Regions from separate parts of the Homo sapiens genome. Here all the other regions are linked to region 2. A link is a contact called in ENCODE Hi-C or POLR2A ChIA-PET data. All regions are on one chromosome and are shown on one strand. The core of a region is the stretch at or near the end of the contact, and the rest is flanking DNA. Distances in the headings are between cores, read along the strand shown.

Region 1 (2,700 bases), core at 19-2,518, 66 kb before region 2:
GACGCTCAGTGTCTCATGTCACCTTCACAATAGTGGCGATGGTGGTTAGCCCATTCTACAGGAAGGGGAACTGAGGCACACAGAGCTTCTGAGCTCACGGTGGCCTCTCGGGGTCCTGTGGCTTTGTAACCTCTCCTGGTGCTCCTCAGTGTGATTCTGGGGCATGGGGCTCTCCAGAGGGCGTTTGTCAAACATGAGGATTTCTGGGCCTTGCCCAGGCTAAGGAGACAAAACTCTGGGCAAAGGCCCCGGAACCAGCATTTTACTCTGTGTGATCCGTCATTTCTAGGGTCCCTAGAAGTTTCTGATGAAACAGCTTCCAGCTAAGGAGCTGATTGCAGGACTAGGGAGTGGGAGCAGGTGAGGCACTGGGATTTGCATGTGGGCAGTGTGGGGGAGCAGGAGGCTGTGGCTGGGCATTCTTAACCCTTCCCTAAATTCCCTCCATCCTTGTCTATACCCCCACCCTTGGTACAGTGATGGGGGCAGAAGAACATTTGAACGGATAAGGGGGACAGTATTTGGGGCTGAGGACAATGGTGAGGAGAGGGTGGCCCAGGGAGGCAGGTGAGGAGTGGGGAGGTCCACCCCCAGGCTAGACTTTGGTGTGCTCTTTTTCAGAAGGCAGTGGGGGGGCCCCAAGGAAGGGTTTCGAGGGGGTGATGGTCGTTGGTGGCTGTGGGAGGATGGACTGGAGGGAGAATAGGGGGCTCTTGCCCAGTCCTGCAGGGCCGAGCGCCTGGACTCAGGGACTGGAGGCCCCGAAGGGAGCAGCGGGTGAGAGGGGCTGCGGAGGCTGCAATCATGGGCCTTGGGACAGAAGAAGAGGCCTGGAGCCTGGGAGGATGAACCGCACCGGGGCATGTCGACTTCAAGGGGCTGGTGGGCCGTCCCTGTCCTTGGAGGTGGGTCTGAATGGGGGGCAGGAGGAGCTGGAGGCCGCAGGGACACCGTGACGGCGTTAAGCTAAACTCAGCACGCTGGAGGGCGGGAATCACATGTGAGCCCCAGGTCTCTCGGGCTCCTCCTCTGCGGCTCTCTGAGGCTCAGTTTTCTCATCTGTAAAACGGGTTGTTGTGAGGGTTCCGTCAGATAACGCTGCTTGTGGAGGTGTCGCCTCCACGCTGCTTGTGGAGGTGTCGCCTCCAACGGCCGCGTCCTCCGCCAGTGCGGGAGGGGGCGCCGCCCGGGCTGCGGGGACTGCACTGCCCCCTGGCGGCGTTCCCGGCCGGACAGGCGGGGCGTCGGGGCGCGGGCTGGGGCCGCTGTCAGTCAGTCCACTGGCTCCCGCGCCGCGTCTGTGTCCGTCGCTCGGAGGGTGGAAGCCGGGGTCTCGCGGGCCGCGGGCCGCATGGTAGGTGCGCAGGCGCCGGCGTGGGCTAGGGCGCGGCAGCTGGGCCGGGGCTCGGTGCGGGCAGGGTCGTCCTAGGGCGGGAAGGGTCCGAGGGCTCCGTCGGGGTGCCCCCCGTCCCCGCCACCGGGGAGCCTCGCAACTTCTCGGGTCATTTGTGTCTTCCGGCCAGGGGCGCCGGGGGGCTGCGGGCTTGCGACCCTTCCTCGAGGACCAGGGCGCCTCCCTTGAACCCGGGCTGGCGCCTGCGCGTTCCCAACTGGTTCCCGAGGCTCCCGCGCTGCTGTGCAGCGGGGGTGAGGGCGGGCGGGAGGAAGGGTGTGGGGCTCAATAGAGGAGAGGGAACCCCAGAACTGGCAGTGCCAAGGGCGTCAAATATGGAGACTGAACAGTTCAGGTGACAGAAAACAGAAAAAAGAATCAACTTGTGGATGAAGCATTTGTAGTGTGTAGCCTTGACACTCCCTCACTTGACTCTCATAGTGACTGGGTCCCCAGAGCAAGGGGGTGATCCCCGTGCCCTTCCGTATGCCAGGCAGGCCCTGTGTTAATGTCTTTAATGGATTAAACTCCCTGGATCCTCCTAATAGGGAAACAGCCTCAGAGAGGTTACCTCGCTAAAGGTCACACAGCCTGGAACTGGGGAGGCTGGATTCGAATCCAGGCAGTTGCTTCCTGAGCGCTTGCTCTTGAAGACCCTGCAATACCAGGCATTGTGCCCATTTTACAGATGCCCAAACGAGTGCCTCATCTAGCATCATTGCTTGAAAGAGGAGACACCCAAGATCTGTCATTTACTCAAAGGTTCCAATAGATCATGAAATTTAAAATCAAAACCCCACGTGTTTTTTTTTTTTTAAATGTAGATTTTTACTTTTTCGTTGTTTGCTTTTTGTTTTTTTGAGACAAGGTCTTTCTCTGTTGCCCAGGCTGGAGTCCGGTGGCACAATCTCCGCTCACTGCAACCTCTGTCTCCTGGGTTCAAACAATTCTCCCGCCTCAGCCTCCCAAGTAGCTGGAATTACAGGCGTGTGCTACCACGCCCGGCTACTTTTTGTATTGTTAGTAGAGACGGGGTTTCACCATATTGGCCAGGCTGGTCTTGAACTCCTGATCTCAAGTGATCCGCCTGCCTCGACCAAAGTGTTGGGATTACAGGTGTGAGCCACTGCACCAAGCTTATTTTTACATCTCTGACTTGTGGATGGAAGAGTTTTTTCTTTCTCAGTGGTGCCTAAAATAATGGTCATCATAGCGCTAATGTCACCTTTGGCTTGATGAGTGAGGACAGAGCCAGCATTCCCTGAATGATCTTTCTGGGCATCTCTCCCCTCTGTTCCACAGACTCC
Region 2 (2,833 bases), core at 307-2,806:
TTTTTTTTTTTTTTGAGATGGGGTTTCGCTCTTGTTCCTCAGGCTGGAGTTCAATGACGCGATCTCGGCTCACTGCAACCTCCGCCTCCTGGGCTCAAGCGATCCTCTCACCTCAGCCTCCCGAGTAGCTGGGACTCCAGGCGAGCGCCACCATGCCCGCTAATTATTTTTTGTGTGGAGACAGGGTCGCATTATATTACCCAGGCCGGTCTCAAGTTCCTGGACTCAAGCGATCCTCCTGCATCAGCCTCCCAAAGTACTGGGATTACAGGCATGAGCCATCGCACCCGGCCTTAACAAATGCTTTTCTTTCTGAGACGGAGTCTCGCTCTGTCGCCCAGGCTGGAGTGCAGTGGGCGATCTCGGCTCACTGCAACCTCCGCCTCCCCGGTTCATGCGCCTCGGCCTCCCAAAATGCTGGGATTGCGGATCTGAGCCACCGCGCCCGGCCTGAGGTGATTTTTAACAAGTACAGCCGTAGCTGCAGATATCCTGGTTCTGTAGGAACAATGAGGTATGGATGGATCCATAGCTGGACCTATGGATGGGATGGATCCCCGGCAGGCCCTGGACGGAGGGAAATGCTCTGGTTTGCTAAGCCCGGCATCGAGTGAGACCCACCCACAAAGCTAACCGTGGAAGTCACTGGCGGCCTCCTTCGCCCTGCCGCCGGGGAACCCTGCCGGTGGCTCTCGACCTGCTCCCGGGCCATCTGGTGACACTGACTTCGCAGCCACCACCTTAATTGGCGCATTCGACCCAAATAATAACCAGGGAACCTGTGGGCGGTCAAAGGCCCGGCTCTGCGGTCGGCCCTCCCAGGCCCCTCTCCCTGCCCTGTGAGGCCAGAAAGTTACTTCTCCGAGGCCGTTCCCCATGTCGAGAAATATCTCCCGCTTGAGGTTCTGTGGGGTAGGGGAGGTTCGTGCATTTCTCACAGAAAACCTCGCACAGACCCGCGACTGCCTTTATTAACAGCTCTCAGGAGACTGCCTGCAGCCGGGGGGTGCCTCCGGCCCCATGCTCGCGGGCAAGCAGGGATAAGCTGTGCCTCCAAAAGGGCCAACGGGAACTCCGCGGTCCCTGAACTTCCGGTGCTGGCGGACTCCTCGCTCCAGGGCCACCAGGAGCCGCGGCGTGAGTGCGTGCCGGGACCGAGCGCGGGGTCTCTGAGGAACTCCAAGGCTGCCCAAGCCTACGGACCCAGCCACATTGGCGAACCGGAGACCGCCCGATTCCACCACCCCCGCGCTCCCCTCACAGCCGGCGCCAAAAACGCCAGTCCCACGACGCAGGCCGGGACCCGCGCGCCCACGGCCCAATCAGCGCGGACCTTGCACAAAGCGAGCCCCGCCCCCACGGCGCCGTTGCCAGCCCCTCCCCCTCCCGTGGCCGCCTCGGCCCGCCTACTCCCCGCCCCGCGCCGTTCACGGTTAGAGGCTCGCGATTGGCTCATGGGGACGGCCGCGAGCTTTGGTTGGTCGGCGCGGAGTCACGAGGGCGCCGTCGTCGCCTTTCCACAGGCGATTACTGGGCAGGCTCAGTCTTTCGCCTCAGTCTCGAGCTCTCGCTGGCCTTCGGGTGTACGTGCTCCGGGATCTTCAGCACCCGCGGCCGCCATCGCCGTCGCTTGGCTTCTTCTGGACTCATCTGCGCCACTTGTCCGCTTCACACTCCGCCGCCATCATGGTGAAGCTCGCGAAGGTAAACGGCCTTGAGCGCGAGCGCAGACGTGTAGGCCTGCTTTCCGAGGGGCGAGCGCGGCGCCGCGGGGAGGAGGGCCTGCGCGCAGTCCCGGGCGCGTTCTAGGGCGCCATGCTGCGGGAAGTCTCGCGCGATTAGTGGGGAGGTCTCGCGGCTTCTGGCTACTTGGTGGCGAGGTGAAGAGCTTCTGCAGGTGCTGGGGGCGGCGAACGCGGCGGGAAAGACAGAGTCACTGAGCGCGGGGAGGGGGCGCTGGGCCTCGGGGTGGAGAGATGAGACCAAACTTTTGCGACGCGTACGAGCTGGGACTCGACTCCTGACGCACGTGCCCGGGAGCGCGGCCTGCCACGTGGGCCGCGCCGCGTGGGTCCTGGAATCTCCAGAGGGACCGGGTGCCTTGGGCCGGGAAATGGCGGTATCGGCCCTAGTCGGAGTCCCGGCTGCGCTCGGATGTCTCCGCCCCGGCCTGGCAAGCCGACACGTGGTGGGCCCCGGAAGGTGGCTCTGCCGCGTGCCTTTTGCGCTGTGTTTCGGGCACGTGGTGGCCTACCAGGTACCCCCACGTGGCCGCGCCGCCTCTTTAAGGGGCGGGGTTGTCTCGCTGGGAAAGGCATAAGCTTCATGAGAAAATCAAGGTAGTCATTTTTTTAAGTGCCTTAATGATCTTCACCGTTAATTTGGATTCAGATGAGGGTGGTAGAATAAAGTACCGGGATTTGTAGTATTAAAACACGGTTGTGCTTAACTAAGGTAACGGGAGGAGAAATCATTTCCTCAGGTTGACTTTTTACCTTAGGGCAGGTTTTCTGTTGGTAAAGCCTGGGAGGAAAAATGTGGGCGGTTGAGAGTAGTCCCTCTTGCATTGCCATCAGGAGTAGTTTCTATGTTAGTTGTGGTGTTTGGCACTATGAGAAATGGATCTGAGGACGGAGATGATGGCGTATGAACACTAATGGCAAAATATGAATGGCCTGAAATGTCGAGGTGGAGGTGTAATGATCTATTTGTGTCCATTTTAGGCAGGTAAAAATCAAGGTGACCCCAAGAAAATGGCTCCTCCTCCAAAGGAGGTAGAAGAAGATAGTGAAGATGAGGAAATGTCAGAAGATGAAGAAGATGATAGCAGTGG
Region 3 (2,718 bases), core at 149-2,648, 94 kb after region 2:
GGAGAGCCGGCCTCCCCTCAGCTCCCAGAGTCTTGTGGACAACTGTCCCTTCACATCCATCACCGGCAGCTGCTGCCAGCTGAGAGCGGGAAGCTGGCTGGTCCTCCGGCAACGTGATGGGGACACCCGGGGACATCCTTACTTCCTGTGAGACTGGCTGCCTGGAGAGAAAAGCCAGAGCAAGATGCCAGTGCTGTGTGGTCTCCGCACAGAATCCCCTCTGTCCCACTCAGTCCCTCTTTCAGCCGGCTCAGAAGCGAGGGAACCTTCCCTCTCCCAGGTCACCTGTTCTGTGGCCTGGGCTCGACTGGCGGGCCGGCTCTTTCCTCACAGGAAGCAGGCTGCTTGGTGCGGGTCACTCAGTCAGCTTTGCTGGCAACAGCTCACGTGTTTGTTGAGCCCACAGGACACACAACGCCCATGGCTGGCTGAGCTGTCCACACCGTGGCCACGCTATGCTGCTAGATGTGGGGCCAGGCCAGCCACCAGCTGCTGGTGTCACTGTTGCTATGACTGGGGATCCCTGCCCCAGTGGCACCTTCCTCCTGGCCGAGCCTCCCCTGGATTTGCTGCACCTCCTCTGCGCCTGACCTGGGCTGCGACTGGCTGGGCTGGGGTTTTGGGTGTGTTTCCCAGTGGGAAGTGGGAGGGGTCCCAACCTGGCTCCCCAGCCATGGCCATTACCCCCACTTCCAACCCAGCGTGTCCCCAGCTGACCAGAGCGCCCAGGGCCTGGCCAGGAAGGTAGTAGGGTGGGGCGGGCTGGGGGCGGCCAAAGAAATGCGCATATCCTAAGCGGGACTCCTTTCGTCCTGCCTGGCCTTTTGTTCTGTCCTTTTGTTTTCCCTGTGTTTTGGTAAAGCCCTCTAGAAAGGTTCAGCTCAGTTGGGGCGTGGAGGTGGAGGGGCTATCAATTGGCAGAGGCTGGAAGGGGACAGAGAAAGACAAAGAAGTGGTCCTTACAGTGAGCCTCAGGTGAGAGGGTGAGAGAGAGGCCCCAGGGAGAGAGTGGGGGCCCTTGGGCCCATCCCATCTTCAGGCCCTTCTGGCGGCCCCTCCATCCAGCCTGCGAGCAGACACCCGCTTCTGTTTGACCTGGGGGTGGCCTGACCGAGGCTGGGCCAGGCAGGGACACAGTGGCTGAACCAGGGGCTGGACCACCTCCCACCAGGGCAGGTCCGAGTTTCAGGGCCAACCCCGGGGCAGCAGGGCCAGCTCAGGGCCAACTCTGTGAGCTCCACAGAGGGAAGTGGGGAGGGGCTTCTCTCTCAGTGACCTGCCTGGAGGTCTCACTCCTCAGCTTGAGTTTGAGTCACTGAGGCCAAAGGGAATTTAATAGGAAGGAAGATTCATGCAGAACCGGTCCCTGGAGGAAAGGAAGCCACCTGCTGGGGCCTGGTTGTGTGGGGAAGGGAAGCAGGCCTTCTGCCCTTCTGGCCTGGCCTGGTACACACAGGAGCACGGGGCCAAATATAGCAGCAAAATGCCCTTCCCTGCAGGTTGGCGGGTGGCCAGGCTCCCACGCCAGTGGGGCCCAGGCTGACTTACTCGGCAGGCCCCTTGTGGAGGACGCTGTGGAGCCGGGGCGGCTGGCCTGCTGGGGGCCACACGAAGAGAACAGAGGGGCCAGAACTGACGCCTTTGCCTTGGGTGGGTTCCAGTCCAGCATCTCTGGAGTGCAGGGGGCCCGGGGCTTGCAGGTGAAGGCTGATGCACATTCCCTAGAACAAAACGTGCAACCTGGAGTCCCAGCTACTACAGCATTAGAAACCACAGGAGGGGCCGGGTGTGGTGGCTCCCGCCTATAATCCCAGCACTCTGAGAGGCCAAGGCGGACAAATCACCTGAAGTCAGGAGTTAGAGACCAGCCTGGCCAACATGGTGAAGCCCCGTCACTACTAAAAATTCAAAAATTAGCCGGGCGCGGTGGCGGGCACCTGTAATTCCAGCTCCTCAGGAGGCTGAGGCAGGAGAACCGCTTGAACCTGGGAGGAGGTTGCAGTGAGCCAAGACGGCACTGTTGCACTCCAGCCTGGGCGACAAGAGCAAAATTCTGTCTCAAAAAAAAAAAAAAAGAAACTGGCTGAGCATGGTGGCTCACGCCTGTAATCCAACACTTTGGGAGGCCGAGGCGGGCGGATCACCTGAGGTCAGGAGTTCGAGACCAGCCTGACCAATATGGTGAGACCCCCGTCTCTACTAAAAATACAAAAATTACCCAGGCATGGTGGCAGATGCCTGTAGTCCCAGCTAGTCAGGAGGCTGAGACAGGAGAATTGCTTGAACCTGGGAGGCAGAGGCTGCAGTGGGACAAGATCACGCCACTGCACTCCAGCCTGGGTGACAGAGTGAGACTCTGTCTCAAAAAAATAAAATAAAAAAAAAGAAAAAAAAGAAAGCACAGGAGGAAGGAGACGATGGGCATAAGGTGGGGAAATGCAGGCACCCATGGGCAAGAATCCCCATGCCATGGAGCCTTGGGTCCAGCCCCACCGCTCTCCAGATGGTGATTGCACGGGAGTTCCCTGACACCTTGGGAGCCTCAGTTTCCCTGCCTGTAAAATGTCTAAGGAACAGCTGTGAGAATTCAGTGAGGACATATCCTGGGCCCAGTTGTTAGCACCCCTTAGATGGAAGTATAGTTCTGGGAAGTAGGACTTGGGAGGAGACTGTGGGATTCTTTTGGTTTGATTTGTTTCTATATGCCTTTTTTTACAT
Region 4 (2,700 bases), core at 88-2,587, 93 kb before region 2:
CGGCTCATGTCCACACATGTGCCCTTGGCAAAGGCCATCATGGGATCAGTGGGGCTGGATGAATACTCCTTCCCCATAAGAGAGAAGGTGGACTCAGCTTTCAGGAAGGGGGAGTGAATGATTGGGAACAATAATACAATCTTCCACAGATGTTTCCATGTTTAAACGATCAGGGAAGAGCTGTTGATTTCTCATTTTCAATGTCATTAGAGCATATATATACTTTTTTTTTTCAGACAGGGTCTCCCTCTGTTGCCAGGCTAGATGGTGTGCGGTGGCACAATCTCAGCTCACCGCAACTTCTGCCTCCCAGGCTTAAGCGACCCTTCTGCTTCAGTCTCCCAAGAAGTTGAGACTACAGGCATGCACCACCATGCCCAGCTAATTTTTGTATTTTTTTTTTTTAGTAAAGTTAGGGTTTCACCATGTTGGCTAGGCTGGTCTCAAACTCCTGGGCTCGAGATCCGCCTGCCTCAGCCTCTCAAAGTGTTGGGATTATAGGCATGAGCCACTGTGCCCCGCCACATCTTATATAATTTTATGTATTTATTTATTATGTATTTATTTATCTTTACTTTTCTTTCTTTTTCTTGTTTTTTTTTTTTTTGAGACGGAGTCTTGCTCTGTCGCCCAGGCTGGAGTGCAGTGGCGCGATCTCAGCTTACTGCAAGCTTCGCCTCCTAGGTTCAAGCAATTCTCCTGCCTCAGCCTCCCATGTAGCTGGGAATACAGGCGCTGGCTGCCACACGCGGCTAATTTTTTTTTGTATTTTTAGTAGAGACAGGGTTTCACCATGTTGGTCAGGCTAGTCTCAAACTCCCAACCTCAGGTGATCCTCCCGCCTCAGCCTCCCAGAGTGTTGGGATTACAGGCGTGAGCCACCGTGCCCGGCTCAGGTAATGTTTTTTAAAGCCAAATAATTCTATAGGGCTTATTAAAAAAACAAAAACAAACAAAAAACCCAGCAGCTTCCTCCACCCAAATTACCACACCTCAACCAGTTGATAAGGAATTTTTTTCAGTCTTACTGTGTGCCAGGAATTGTGCTAATTTTCCCAAGTATATCACTTAATCTTTACACCTACCCCAGGAGGTAAATTATGAAATTTGGCTGAAGAAGCAACTTCTTACCATCAGGGGGCAGACTTGGGACAGGAACCCAGGACGCTGACTCCAGATGCAGAGAGCAAAACTTGAGCCTCAGCAGTTCTCAAGGCATGGTCCTAACCTAGCAGTAGAGTGTCGCTGGAGACTTCCTAGGCATGCGTGTTCTTGGGCCTGCCGCTGCCTGGCTGACTTGGGAACTCGGGCTGGGCCCAGCTGTCTGAGTTGCAATCAGCAGTGAGGAGACTCTGGGAGACACCAACGATTGACCACTGGGCTCTCCTTGACAGCCGGCTTTCCTTCCTGCCCAGGAAGGCACCCTGAGCCCCTTCCGTTTCCCCCTTTCCCTGACTTCAGTGACAGCCCCATCTGCCTGCTGGACGCAGATGAGAGCCACTGGAGATGCTGCCCTGCCCCTCCCAGCTTCAGGGACTACTCCAACTGCCCCAGCGCCTGTCTGCAGCATGGCCTCAGGGTGCTTGTGTGAGGGCCAGAGCCCCTCCCTCACAGTGAGTGGGGGTTCCTGGTCCGCAGTTGGGGTCTGTGTATTGGAGAATCCGGCGTCGGGCGGAGGTGGAATGTGATTCCGAGGGGAAGGTCTCAAGTCATGGGCGCTTCTGGACTAGAACGGGGAAAGCCTAGGGTGAGAGAGTTAGGAAAGGGGTCCCAGGCCAGGAGAGGAAGGAGCACCCACGGTCAGGTGGGAAACCCTCGGGACTGTCCTCCTGAGGGGTTTTTCTGAACAGACTGTGTGTGCCTCAATGGAGTGTCTTGGAAACAGCAGGAGAGGTGCCCACTCTCCTCCCTGCCTGAAGCCTGGTGGCCCCTCTGCCCTGGGACACTTGCTCTGGACTTTGAAGTTGGCTGGGCCCTCTTGGGTCTGTGTTCCCGGGAGACCATGAAGGACCTGGCCTGCTGGGTGGTCTAAGACCCGTTAAGACACAGGCCCAGGGCCTGGGGAATCCACCCAGCAACTGGGTTTGGAGCCGGGCCCTTCAGGGGCTTGCCGAGGAGGAGCAAAACCAGGACACCAGAGCCTGGGCTGATGGTCGAATTCATCCGGTCTAGATATCAGCTGTTTCAGATCGAGTCACTTCATTTGGTAACTGTACCCATTTCATTTGGTTCTCTCATGGGCATTCATTTAAAACATCACTTTCAGCCGGTTGCAGTGGCGCACACCTGTAATCCCAGCACTTTGGGAGGCCGAGGTGGGCGGATCACTTGAGGTCAGGAGTTTGAGACCAGCCTGGCCAAAATGGTGAAACCCTGTCTCTACTAAAATATGAAAAATTAGCTGGGCATGGTGGCACGTGCCTGTAATCCCAGCTACTCGGGAGGCTGAGGGAGGAGAATTGCTTGAACCCAGGAGGCAGAGATTGCAGTGACCCGAGATCGCACCGCTGCACTCCAGCCTGGAAGACAGAGCGAGACTCGGTCTCAAAAAAACAAAAACAAAAACAAAAAACAACATCACTTTTGAGCCAGACCTCTGGACCCTTGACCTTCCATGACCCCCTGGCCTGACCAAGCAGTGCCCCTGGTGTGTCTCTCATCTCTACCTCCAGCTAAGCTGGGTATTTATATTTTCCATCT

What was found. Hi-C counts contacts between places; a loop is a spot of excess contacts on that map. ChIA-PET counts read pairs that join two places held with the same protein, here RNA polymerase II (POLR2A). Pooled maps may share reads with other maps.
Region 1: a pooled map shows a loop between it and region 2 (3-fold over the local background). The contact joins the promoter of NMUR1 here to the promoter of NCL in region 2. A Hi-C loop is called at or near these places in 1 of 168 maps with a recorded cell type or tissue (GM12878), 5 of 37 single-sample maps with no recorded cell type and 10 of 50 pooled maps. POLR2A ChIA-PET finds 5 or more read pairs at or near these places in 24 of 52 experiments (AG04450, CD4-positive, alpha-beta memory T cell, CD8-positive, alpha-beta T cell and 17 more).
Region 3: POLR2A ChIA-PET joins it to region 2 with 12 read pairs in WTC11. The contact joins the enhancer-like site here to the promoter of NCL in region 2. A Hi-C loop is called at or near these places in 3 of 50 pooled maps. POLR2A ChIA-PET finds 5 or more read pairs at or near these places in 17 of 52 experiments (AG04449, AG04450, GM10248 and 12 more).
Region 4: a map of IMR-90 shows a loop between it and region 2 (13-fold over the local background). The contact joins the enhancer-like site here to the promoter of NCL in region 2. A Hi-C loop is called at or near these places in 7 of 168 maps with a recorded cell type or tissue (GM12878, IMR-90, dorsolateral prefrontal cortex and 3 more), 12 of 37 single-sample maps with no recorded cell type and 18 of 50 pooled maps. POLR2A ChIA-PET finds 5 or more read pairs at or near these places in 31 of 52 experiments (AG04449, AG04450, B cell and 24 more).

What each region holds. Positions count from the first base shown.
Region 1 is chr2:231,529,013-231,531,712 of GRCh38, reverse strand. It overlaps NMUR1 (neuromedin U receptor 1), which reads left to right and starts at 1,268. Exons shown (of 3, transcript NM_006056.5): 1 at 1,268-1,354; 2 at 2,696-2,700. The coding sequence starts at 1,352. RefSeq lists an enhancer at 1-316 and a silencer at 1,011-1,440.
Region 2 is chr2:231,463,207-231,466,039 of GRCh38, reverse strand. It overlaps NCL (nucleolin), which reads left to right and starts at 1,556. Exons shown (of 14, transcript NM_005381.3): 1 at 1,556-1,704; 2 at 2,724-2,833. The coding sequence starts at 1,687. RefSeq lists enhancers at 1,002-1,101, 1,612-1,801, 1,147-1,816, 1,862-1,911, 1,817-2,488 and silencers at 1,232-1,581, 1,928-2,297.
Region 3 is chr2:231,368,956-231,371,673 of GRCh38, reverse strand. ARMC9 (armadillo repeat containing 9) reads right to left here. Exons shown (of 25, transcript NM_001352754.2): 24 at 1,549-1,721; 25 at 1-161. The coding sequence ends at 139. Among named protein-coding and RNA genes, the nearest start is that of MIR4777, 7.6 kb to the right of the region's middle. RefSeq lists enhancers at 41-688, 689-1,335, 1,336-1,983, 1,984-2,630. Within about 2 kb of position 1,398, at least 4 of the 41 ENCODE cell types and tissues checked have a DNase peak (open chromatin) inside an H3K27ac peak, as active enhancers do; they include PC-9, where a contact is called at or near this core.
Region 4 is chr2:231,556,513-231,559,212 of GRCh38, reverse strand. No RefSeq gene overlaps it. Among named protein-coding and RNA genes, the nearest start is that of NMUR1, 27 kb to the right of the region's middle. Within about 2 kb of position 1,337, at least 15 of the 41 ENCODE cell types and tissues checked have a DNase peak (open chromatin) inside an H3K27ac peak, as active enhancers do.